Linked DNA regions of Homo sapiens: region 2 is linked to region 1. Evidence: chromatin contacts called from ENCODE Hi-C or POLR2A ChIA-PET data. All regions are on one chromosome and are shown on one strand. Each heading gives the region's core, a stretch centred on a gene start or an enhancer-like site at or near the end of the contact. The rest is flanking DNA. Distances are from core to core; before and after follow the strand shown.

Region 1 (6,135 bases), core at 1,601-4,100:
GGTGAGAAATCACAAATAAAGAGAACTTTGGATAAAGAGTGAATCGATGGTTTCACCATGTGTGAACACTGCTCCCTTTGCAATTTAGTTGTAGAAGCTCAAAATGACTGAGCACGACTCAACAGAAGTGACCTGACTTTTTGAAGTCCTGCAAGAAACACATCACCCCTGAACTCATAAGATCTTAAGCATACCCTCAAATTCTCAGGACTACAGTCATCCAGACAAGTCCAATCTCAAAAGATATACTCTGTTTGTTTATGTGCCCCTTCATCACTAGCACATTTTGTATTTAAGCCCTGAGGCTAATTTCTCCCAATGGTGGATATCAGTAAATGGTGTTTAAACTCTTTTGTATTAATGTTGGCATTCTCTGGAAATGGATCTCACTAATATTTAGGCCCTGTGGCCACAAAGGTACAGAACCTGTCTTTGCCATGCCTCCCCAGGAGCAACTTGCAGCCTCCTTTTTGAAATAGACTTATAAAGGATACAACTCTATTATTTTCTCCTCAGAAAGTGGGCAGAAAATATTTCAGGACTGAGCTTCATTTAGTAAACATAAAGGTGGTATAAAATTCCATACAAGAAATGCAGTAATTATTGTTTCAAGTGTCAAAAACTATTGAAGGCTACTTTTTTTTTTTTTTTTTTTTTTTTTTTTTGAGACAGAGTCTTGCTCTTTCGCCCAGGCCGGAGTGCAGTGGCACTATCTCGGCTCACTGCAACCTCCGCCTCCCGGGTTCACGAAGGCTAAATTCTTTAGTGGCCCATTTTAGGAAGTAGTCCATGACCTCTCCAGGCCAACCAGAAAAAATCCACCCAGAGAACGTACCTTCTGGGCACCTGGGACTTCAGTTTAGGCAGCAGCATTTGGATGCTCTAGATAGTGCCCTGGAACCTGAAAACAGATTTTGCTGGAGACAATTAATCACTTGCCTGTCCATATCCCCTGCCCTTTAAGTGTGGCTGAAAACCCCAGATGTCACTCCAAAGAGAGCACATAAAATCCAGCTGGGTGAGCATGGTAGTGCATGCCTGTAATCCTAGCTACTCGGGAGGCTGAGGCAGGAAAATCGCTTGAATCATGGAGTCGGAGGTTGTCGTGAGCCAAGATCATACCACTGCACTCCAGCCTGGCAACAGAGCAAGACTCCATTTCAAAAAAAACAAAACAAAAACAAACAAACAAAAAAAAAACAAAGAATCCAGCTGGGTCACATACTCTGTGTCTCAGGGACACACCAGGGTCAGCCTCCTGTCTGGACCCATGGTTTCTTGCTTCCATATATTTGGTGCTATGATTCCTCTGGTTTCACATTCAGGTTCCCAATATCGGCATCAAGCACTTTTACTTGTAGACAATTTGGACTCTCTTATCTGACTTACTACTGTCTCGCTCTACCCTAGTCATTGTCAGCCCTAGCCATACAGATTAGCCCCCTGTCTACATCGTCCATCTACAAGAGAATGATTGGACATTGCCTGCCTCAACTCCCAAACACCACATCTGACAGGTCCTCCTTCTCTGTGCTCCACCTCCCTGTGGGATACTTATCAGTTACTTGAGTTTGAGGTGGCCTTCCTGCCAGGCTTTAGCCTTTGGATCTTGTGTTGGGATGGGTAAAGCTAAATGTCAGTCAACACAAGCAGCTAAATCTATACCCCCTTCCCCAACTCCTCACCCACCCCTGTGAGCTGAACATTCCCATGCCTTATTTATACCCACTTTCTTCCCCACTCTACGCCATTTCTCTCCCACTTAGTCTGCCACATTGCTGGCATAGTTACTGGACCATTCCTAGCTCTTTTCTGTGAAAATAGCAGCTCTTAGAGTGACATGGATTTCAGAGAATTGAGTAGTAGTCCAGGAGGTGGACATCTTTTCGTCTCATCCTAAGTTTAGCCATCAGTGGTATTTCATTGTTCTTTTAAAGTAGTTTTCTAGAACATCAAATACATGCATATTCATCAGCTGCTATCTATATTAGATTATCCACGCTTCTGCCTTCTTACATCAGTGCAGTTAATCAGGAGCCTTAAAAAGTAGAGTTGCCCCGGGAAGTCTGAATTTTTTGGCAAAGTAAGTGTGTGCAGAGCTAGCAGATACCCTTGCTGTATGTGTTGACCTCTCATGAAGGTGCAAAGGAAACTGAAAAGCTTCAAATACTTCCAATGATTTGAAATGATTTGGGAGGAATTTTATTTGCTCATAAGACTTCTCTAAAGGGAATTGCATTTTGAACTGTTATATCACATATACATTTTTATTGCCATTTCTGTTCACTCAGTCATCCAAATACCAAGTTAGAGCATTGGACCACTGGACACAAGGATGAATTCCAAGAAGATTAGGGAACCAGAAAAGTGCAGAATGGGTTTAATGACTCGTGGGTAAAGCATTAGTCATTGGCCATAAACCAATAGGGAACCAGAGACACTGGGAACAAATTCAGGCTACAGAGCAACAGGCTCTGCAGATTCCACTCAACAGTAAAGGCAGCTGACTCAACACTTACACCAAGTTTACACAGCAGAAACCCTAGATGGTTTATTCTACTTCATCTTCAATTTAACCTTTTACAATCAAGGTCTCCTTTAGCATACTAGGAGGACAACACCAAAAAATGATTTATGAAAACATATAATTCCCAAGAAAGAGAACAGTGACTTTTAATACCCAAATACACATAATACTTTACTTACACATAAGTAAAAGGCTGCAATAATTAAGCTTAAAGTATTTTTAATGAATGCATTGAAATAAAGCTCCTAACATAAGGGAATATCTAGTGGTTTCATGGGTGACTAGGAACTAGGAATTTTAGCTCTGCCTAATTCTGCCTGAAATGCAGGTTCTAACTTAGTCTAGGTGGATCCCTTGTGTGTTCTGTCTCCCCATTTTAGACACATGGGGAGGAATGTGTACCATCTCAGGATCCTTTCCAGGCCTTACCACACCTCTGAAGGCTTGTCTGACCCTTCCACTTGCCATAAAGTAAATTATACTCCTCTCTGTACCACTTCTCCATCCTACAAGTATTTCCTTTTTTACACATATCCATTTGTATTAGTGGTTTACCAGGTGGTACTAACCTCCTGCCCACTACCCAGTTCCTCTTCATATGCTATTAACAGAGATTCATTATTACTTAAGGCTGACAAACACACTTTGTCAGGGATTGAATTGGGCAAGCCATATGAAGTTTAGAAAAGGCATAATGACTTTAGATTAACTGGCCAGAATTGTGGTTTCCAGAGTCTTGGGAATTCTGATCCAAATGTCTTTAGTTAATTAAACAACCAGTAGGATAATCATGCAAAGAGCATGGATTTTGAAATCAGAGAGGCTTGGATTCCAACTCCAATTCTGTCTCAGATATGCTTTAATTCCTTCATTCTACAAGTATATATTATGCACCTGCTCTGTTCCAGGGTTCCAGGCATGGTTCTAGATGCTGGAGGTATAGCAGTAAACAAAACAGATAAAAGAATTTAAAAATTGTGACTCCAAAAGAAAATTTAGGGATTCTCTAAGCAGCAATTCTACCCTCTTGTTTTACAAGTGAAGCAAAAGCAATTCATGGAAGTAAAGTATTTTCCACAAGTTCATGCAGCCACTTGGTAATTGAATCAGGGTTAGAATTCAGGTCTCCTGATTTTCAGGTTAATGCTCTTTGTACCAAACCAACACATAGTCAAATCATTAATCTTAAACAAAAAGTTAATCTCAAAGTATTTATGACACTGTTTTTTAAATGAAAGTAAATTTCTTTGACTATAATGTTCTATATCACTGTAGGATGACTACAGTTAACAATAATAGCTAGAAGGAGGATGTCGAATGTTCCCAACACAAAGAAATGACACATGTTTGAGATGATTTTTGGAAAAGCTATGTCAAGAAGGTCATCAGTTAGGGAGTCTCCGTGGGCAGCTTCTCATGTCTCTTGCAGTTCCCCCACACTGCAGCACTGGTCAGCCTATTTGTGACGGAGCTCCTGACATGTCCTGGGAAGCCCATGCCTGCAGCTGCTCCTTGAAACTCCTTATATGCCTACCAAAACTGCTTTCTCACCAGCCACATCTCCCCAACCTACACCTGAGATCCAGGTAACCTTTCTTGCTCTAACACACAGCGTCTTATTACTGCACTCGCCCTAGGTTATAAAATACCAATTAGGAGTCACAGCTTCTCAATTACACTACCACAAGATTAGGATAACTAGTCTGTGGGCTTGTGCTCTACTAAAAGGCCATTTATCTACCTGATCTTGGCCCATCGTATGCCATATGAAAAGGACATGAGCTTTAGTATCGGACAGTCCTGCATTCAAATTCTCCCTCTGCCATTTTCCAGTTGTTTGACTGTAGAGAACTTGCTTGAATTATCTTGGTTTTCTCATTCCTAAGGATAATGACACCTTATTATAATGACACCTTAGACATGCAACACAAATACACAAGTCTACTGTTTATCAAATTGTTCCTTGTAGCTGTCAGCATAGCTAAAGTCCATTGCACAATGTATAATGTGTTCACCTGTAACCTAATAGCATTTTGTTGTTGTCTCCTGTTGTGTGGGGTCTAGGGCACTGCTGCTCAATCAGTGTGTCCACAAGACTTTCTTAGTATTAGGAATACTTTTCTTCCTTTTTCCAATTCTTAACAAGCAAAGAAAAGAATAGAACTATGGTTCTCAGCTGCTGGTAAACATCAAAATCAACTGTAGAACTTTGTCAAAATACTCATGCCTGGGTCCCAATTCCAAAGACTCTGATAGGAGGTCGGGGGTATAGACAACCCTATGAGTTTTCAATAAGCTCTACAGATAACTGTAGGACACACCAATGGTTAAGAATCACTGGGGTAGCCAAGCACAGTGGCTCACACCTGTAATCCCAGCACTTTGGGAGGCCGAGGCAGGTGGATCACAAGGTCAAGAGATTAAGATCATCCTGGCCAACATGGTGAAACCCTGTCTCTACTAAAAATGCAAAAATTAGCTGGGCATGGTAGTGCACACCTGTAGTCCCAGCCACTCAGGAGGCTGAGGGAGGAGAATCTCTTGAACCCGGGAGACAGAGGTTGCAGTGAGCCAAGATAGCACTACTACACTCAGCCTGGCCACAGAGCAAGACTCCATCTCAAATAAAAGCAAAAAATAAATAAAAAAGAATCACTGGGGTGAAGAATGAACGTAGTGGTAACTGGCAACTGTGGTAAAGAGCAAAGGATGGATGTAACCCAATATGTGTTTGTGTCTCCATATATTCAAAAGATGCTCAATAATGGTTCAAAAGTAGAATCCCAGAAATAAGCTTTTATAGCCAACCAGGAGGTTTACAAATCATCTAGACTGAATATTTTCAATCATTTTTCAGCCCATGAATTCTTTGTTAAAGAAATGGCTCTGAAAGTTGCTTTTTTACCCCAACCTTAAATTTATGTACATGGAGCAAAACCTTATCCACCTCTCTGTCCCATGTCAATTGTGCGTGTGTGTATGTCTCTGTGTGTGTGTGTATATGCATGTAAAAGGATTCAGTGAGATGCCTGTTATTTTAGGATTACATATTTCAGGGATCATGTACACATCTGCTTTCATAATTGGCTATGGATAATTCTTTATTGAACTTCAGAATAGATTAATCTAAATTCCAATTATGAAGAATTATGGTCAAATATATTCTAATATAAATACAAATCAATGTGAATCACTGAGTTAGATAAAATCTTCTACTCACAGAGTAAAAATGGAGCAGTTGAGTTAGTTCAGGGAGGAGAGCTAAGCCCCTCATACCTACCTCTTCTCCTTCTCTACTCCCCCAGTGGCTTCTAAGGGGACTTCAAGGAACCCCTAAGAATTCTAAGGGGATAGGGAAGATGAGAATCTAATATAAGATTCTCAGTCTGATGTATATATTTTTTCTCTATAAGCAAATTATATGGGGAACTAAATTATGATCACAATATTTCATGAAATGTATAGAATCCATACAAAATGAATTTGTTATAGCTTTGAATGTATAATTACATTGGGCTGAGAGGGCCTGAGAGAGACATTTCACAGCGATGGATGGTCTTGCCAATGGGTAAGGAAAATTCCAAGTCCTTGAGCTAAGGCTCCTTCTC
Region 2 (6,135 bases), core at 2,315-4,814, 160 kb before region 1:
AGACATAGAGTAGATGAAGAGAGGTTATGGCAGCAAAGGGCATGCCAGGGGGTGGGGGTTAAAAATCTCAAGGGAGAAAATGTTGGTGTGTTTGAAGGAGCTGAAAGCATGTCAGTGTGACAAAAGCTTAGTGAATCACAGGGAGGAAGGCAGGAGATGGAGATGAAGATAGAAAGATGGGCAGGGACCAAATCACGCAAGCCCTGGAGAGCCACGGGTCAAAGACTGGGTGTTATGGAGTTCGTGCTACTAAAAGTGTTCAAAGAGCTTTAAGCAAGAGAGTAAAATGATCTGATTTAGGCTTTAAAAATATAATCCTGGCTGCTCTGTAGAGGATAAATTGGAGGAAGGCAAGAAAGGATGTTGGAGACCAGTTTGGAGGCTCTTGTACTTCAGGCGAAACTGATGGAGGATTGGATAGTAATGGTAAGTAAAAACACAGATGGAAAAGATGAGAAGATTTGAAATGTAGTCTGCTTATCACAATCTTAACTGAAGTTCAACTCATCCAATCCAGGTATCTAACATATACCTAAATATACCTAACAGTTCTTAAAATATGGCCCCCAGGCAGGCAGCCTTGGCATCACCTGGGAACTGTTCAGAAATGCCAATCTCAGGCTCCACTCCACACAATGATTCAGAAATTCTGGGGATGGATCCCAGAAATCTATGTTTTAACAAGCCCTCCAAGTGATTCTAATATGTACTAAAGTTTGAGAGACACTGACCCAGAGGAATTAATTAACTTGGGACTTTCTGAATACAACAAACATGCATGAAGAGTTACTAGGCCAATAGTATGTAATTAAAATACACTTGCTCTATTGTTAATAAAGCCTGGAATAATACAACAGACTTCAAATATTATTATAGTGCTCTGCAATCAAATTCTAGTTTCTACATTCTAGGAACTTAAATGAAAACTTAGCCATTAAGGTCAAGAGAATCCTCTTCTGGGCCTGCTGGAACATTTTTTGTCTTTACATAGTCCCAGTTAGGCTTCTACTCTTGTGTTTTCCACGATGTTTTGTATAAGGATGGTTGCATCTTTGTATCTGGTCTCAGGCTTTAATGTCTGCTTATAAATTTGTTGAAATATGTCATCTTTATTATTTGGATTCCATGGAGATTCCTCCTTCCAATATACTCGGAGAAATATTGGTTGTCTGCTTTTTTAATCATGGGAATAATCTTTTTGGTTTGCTTTGCTCCTCTCTGTCTCTTCCTAGAAAGAGAGAGAAGTTTGATTTATTGCACTTAGTAGAAAAAGTCACTACCTGATGGTATAAATTGAAAGTAGCTGTCTCCTGCATGCAGTACCGTGGCACTTCCTTTGCCATGCCATTAAACATGCCCCTTGGAAGCACTGGTTTAAAGACATCACTATGATTGCATTTCACAGCATTGTTGGGTATGCTACTTTGTAGTGATTAGTATAGATTATTGATAATTACATATTTATAGTCTTATTCAAAGAGTAGTCATTTGAATTTGGACCTGAGAAAGAAAAAGACATTGTCCTGTCTAGAAGCCAGGAGTCAGGATAAAGTGATCATGTTCCCAGAGTGTGGACACCATGGGGAAAAATATAAACAGAAAGATTTCCCAGTAAGAAACTCAGGTCTAGAATAGTGTCTGAAACACTAGTGGATCCTGGAAAATTTAATTGTTCATTCAGCTTTAACAAGGAATGAAGTTCTGATACAGGCTACAACACGGATATACCTTGGAAACATCATGCCAAGTGAAATAAGCCAGTTACAAAGAGATAAATATTGTATGATTCCACTAATATGAGGTATCCAGAGTGGGCAAAGTCATAGAGACAGAAAGCAGCATAAAGGTTACTAGGGTCTTGGAGGAGAGGGAAATGGGGAGTTATTGTTTAATGGGTTCTGAGTTTCCATTTGGAAAGATGAAACAGTTCTAGAACTGGATAATGGTGAAGGTTGCACAACATTTTGAGTGCTCTTAATGCCATAGAACTGTACACTTTAAAATGGTTAAAATGTTATGCATGTTTTGTCACAATAAAAAAAATAAAATTGTTTAAAGGCGGCACTGAATAAATACTTGTTTACTGATATCTCCACAGGGCTATTAAAATGATGAAACGATAATATTAAATGACTGCACATACTCATTGTCATATTCTTGCATATTCTGAGATTATTATACTTACCCTGTTCATTGTCAGAAAACCTCAGAGTTGAACATAAGACATCTGTATTTAGAAAGCAGGCTTTGTTAGCAATAGAGTTATACAAATGTGACCACAAATATTACTCATTAGGTCTTACAGCTCCTAGACCACATGCCTTCATCCTTGGTCTATCAAATATTCTAGACATCAGTGACTAAATACATATATTTTACAAATTTACTTTAGACCGTATGTTCATCTTAATCCATCAAGGAAATAAAAATTGTACCATGAATCCCTTCACTTTCTTTTTTTACACTAAACCCAAGAAGTCAGTAAAATGTAAAAGCTAAGCAGTTTCTAATTTCGGTTTACACATTTTCTGTAAACTGCAAAAATCCACCAGAGGAGGATTTTTATGTGTAATAAAAAACCTGCATAGCTTTCTCAGAAGGGGGTTTCATACCATACGATCCCTCACCAATCTAGAAAGAAAATGCAATTCCTGATCTGTAACTGCTAGCACACCCACCTGTCCCTTCTTCCCTAATGAGATGAAATTATAACGGGGAGAGCAATTTGCAAATATCCTCCCCTTGGCTGATTTATGCTTCTACATTGTGTGTCAAATCCTTTCTGAATCCTTTTTGTTGCATATATGAGAAGACATTTAGAAAAAGATTTTGGAATGCCTTTAATCTTCTAAATCAACAATAAAGAAAAAAATGAAATAAAGGTCAAGGTTTTGATATACTGCTTCTAAAGTACATCCCACACTGAGTAAAACACCATGAAATCATCTGTCAGAACTGACTTTCTTCCAGAGACTACATTCCAAGAGCGTGAAGAGAGCAAAGTGGCTATTGGATGGTTTCCTTAGATTCCAATGCACCTTAATCATATTCACAAGACTGTACGTTTTCATCACTGCAGGAGCTGGCAGAATTTTGTGACAATTCTGGGAAATGCTTTCAGATGGCCCCTTCTATGAATTATGAATGTTTCACAAAGCTCTATGGTAAATGGAATAGCCTTGTTCTCCACAAATGCAGGGGTGGATTAAGAGGTGGCCTTCCTTTGTTTCTTTGCCTTGAAATTTAATATTGTTTGCAAACAGAGAAATTAAATCTCGATGAAGGTAAGTAGGCTTTAATTAGTTGTAAACAATTATTTTGTCTTATGAAGAATTACATTTGTTTATTGTATTCATTAGAGATTGTATAAATACCACCATTTTCTTTCCAGACTGTGCTTAATGTGATATGAATAGATTTACAAATGACTGCTTTTAAAAAACAAAACAAAAAAAACAACTCAGTTCTCATTATTCATTCTTGTTGTTTTCTATAAAGTCACCACAAATGCTGAATAAGCAAATACTAAACCATTGCTCCTAGGGGAAGTACAGTGTTAGGTTCCTGCAAGCCTCTAGTCACACTTTTGTGAACCTTGTTTCATGTGTCTCTGTTTAAATACATCTTATTTAATATATAGTGTTGACTCATTAACATTGAACTCAGCCACCAGCACCATGACTCATGCCTGAATGAAATTTATTTAACACATGTATTTTCTCTGTAAGGCACATTACAGTCTTCTTCCACTGAGGAACAATAGACAACACTTCTGCACTACACTTGGGGACAATTTTAAACACTGAAATCACCGACAAGTAAGCACAAATGTGAAAAAATGGCACTCAATAGACTGAGAAAAGGACTCTTGTTTACAATATAAAAGATAAACAAGAAGACAGAGCATTGCCTTGCTTGACCTCAGCTGGGAACATGTGCTTCAGATGACTCAAATTCTTCCTGCTCTGCACATGTCCTTGAATGGCCATGAAAGCACTAATAGTGTTGATCTTGGGGTTATGAATAAATTTTAGCAAGTAGGAAAACTTACAAATACCAATTTCTCAAATAATGGGAATCAACTATATACATAGTCATCTGAGACATCTCTCTGCTCGAGACCATTTTTCACCTCAAAATAGTGGCCAGTTGTTAGGACAGAGTCAGGAAAGCCTGCTCAGTTACTGTGAGATCTCTGTTCCACTGTAGTCTTCATTCTATTTCTGCAGACTCCAAACAGTCTTATAATAAAAGTTACCTTCCTCATTTCCCTTTGTTTTATAGGTTCCCATGGGTGAATTTGGTGTTACAGCAAGATTTGAAACTGTCTGACCTGATAGGGGTGAAAAGAATCTGGCTGGACTGTCCACCTCTCACTGTGGGGGCAGCTCCTGGCTTAGAAGTTCTAGACCAGGTCCAAAGGCTGTTGACAGAGAACCCACATCTTATCACAGGAGATTCCAAGGAGTCACACAGATGGCCCCACGGAGGGTCAAGCTGGAAGAGGAAAGGGAAGGTGAAATATGAGAGAAGCTGAAAGGATATACAGCAGGAAGACAAGCTTTCAAGGAGCTTCAGTGTGTGCATCTGCATTTAGACCACAAACAGCAACAGTGCTGGAATTTCCACTCTCTGAGGTGTTAGGTATGACAGTCCCATGGTAGGGAAAGTTATTTAGAAAGAATCATGCAAAATTGAAGAGAATGTTTAGAATGTTTATTTAATAAGCATCAAGTTTTGCTCAAGCTTAATAGATTCTCAACTGTGTGACTTTAGGAAATACAATCTGTACAGTGTTTCTGAAGTAACCACTTACCAGACAATAAAACAAATCATACAGCTAAAATAAACATCTCAAAATTATCTGCCCAGCCCTCAGCTTCCCAACCACTCTGCACAGATATGTGTCTATTTTATACCTAAATATTACCCAAAGTGGAAACTTTTAACTATCCACCTATACCTCATTTCTGTGTTTTATCACAGTAAGTCCCAATTCCATGAATTTGCTTTTGCCATTTTTATGACACATCAATGGCTGTCCAAAAGACTCCAGAAATTATTCAACTTCCAGTAGGTCACTGAGAAAGGCCAAGAGAGAAAATTTCCATCAAATGGGTACTTTCTTCACCAGAAATAGGGGTGGAAGACTCTCTCAACAAGACACCACAGAAGAGGTGGGTGGGTGGCAAATTTCTTCTTTGTTTTTCTTCTGTAGTGTTCCATAGATGCCTCTTCCATGACAGTTTTACTATGTGATAATTATTTGTTAATATGTTTGGTTTTCCTCTAGATCCCAACCTTCCTTGATGAAAGGATGCTAGGTGCTCAATAAATGCTTCATGAAGAAATGAACCCAATCACATGCCAGGTCTGCTTCTATCTATACCATATCACCTACATTTTTGGCTTTATTAATTAACAAAGAAGTGGGGAGGGAGTACAAATCTATTTATTTCTAAGAACTCACTCTGTGCTAAAGTCCTCTGAGCAACATGTGGGCATCAGGGTCTGTCTGCATCCCAGTTAATATGTTTTCACTGAGCTTCCTTTCCAGGCTGGATGCACACAGAGTGCCAATGAGAGTGCCTAACCCTACTTGGACGATCTGTCCTAGTCCTTTGGAAGCTTCTTCCTCTGACAGGATACTGTCCTAGAGATTATCCCACTGCCCAGGGAAACTCTGGTAAGGAGGCAGAGACCTATACCCAGTCCCCAAATCTCATCTATGATTCAGGCATGACAGATCATCATGGCTACTGATCCTTCTCTGCCCTCTTTCCCATGCAAGTGATCCTACAGGATTTCTAGTATTCTAAAGGCAGCCCAGAGCCATAAAAGCATTTAAAATAGCACTTTCTGAAGTAAGGGAAAAGTACTTGATGTGGAGTCTGGAGATTAGGATTCAAAGCCAAGTTCCATCTCTTTGGAAAAGTCATTGGTTAAGTTTGAGCTTCAGTTTCCTCATCTGTAAAATGGATGCAATAATAACTATCTTGTGAAGTGCAAATAATATAATGGGTGTGAAAAGATTACATAAACTAAAAAGTTATACACATGTAAGTTAGTGAATGTAACTCAGCTCTCACCACACAGGCCTTCTATCTGTTCCATTAAGTTCATTCCTGCCCAAGT

What was found. Hi-C counts contacts between places; a loop is a spot of excess contacts on that map. ChIA-PET counts read pairs that join two places held with the same protein, here RNA polymerase II (POLR2A). Pooled maps may share reads with other maps.
Region 2: a loop to region 1 is called in a map of IMR-90, with 7 times the contacts of the local background. The contact joins two enhancer-like sites. A Hi-C loop is called at or near these places in 7 of 168 maps with a recorded cell type or tissue (GM23248, IMR-90, kidney and 3 more) and 6 of 50 pooled maps. POLR2A ChIA-PET finds 5 or more read pairs at or near these places in 2 of 52 experiments (AG04450 and HEK293).

The regions. Positions count from the first base shown.
Region 1 is chr12:58,361,291-58,367,425 of GRCh38, reverse strand. No RefSeq gene overlaps it. Among named protein-coding and RNA genes, the nearest start is that of LINC02403, 280 kb to the right of the region's middle. Within about 2 kb of position 2,850, at least 2 of the 41 ENCODE cell types and tissues checked have a DNase peak (open chromatin) inside an H3K27ac peak, as active enhancers do.
Region 2 is chr12:58,526,985-58,533,119 of GRCh38, reverse strand. No RefSeq gene overlaps it. Among named protein-coding and RNA genes, the nearest start is that of LINC02388, 250 kb to the left of the region's middle. Within about 2 kb of position 3,564, at least 4 of the 41 ENCODE cell types and tissues checked have a DNase peak (open chromatin) inside an H3K27ac peak, as active enhancers do.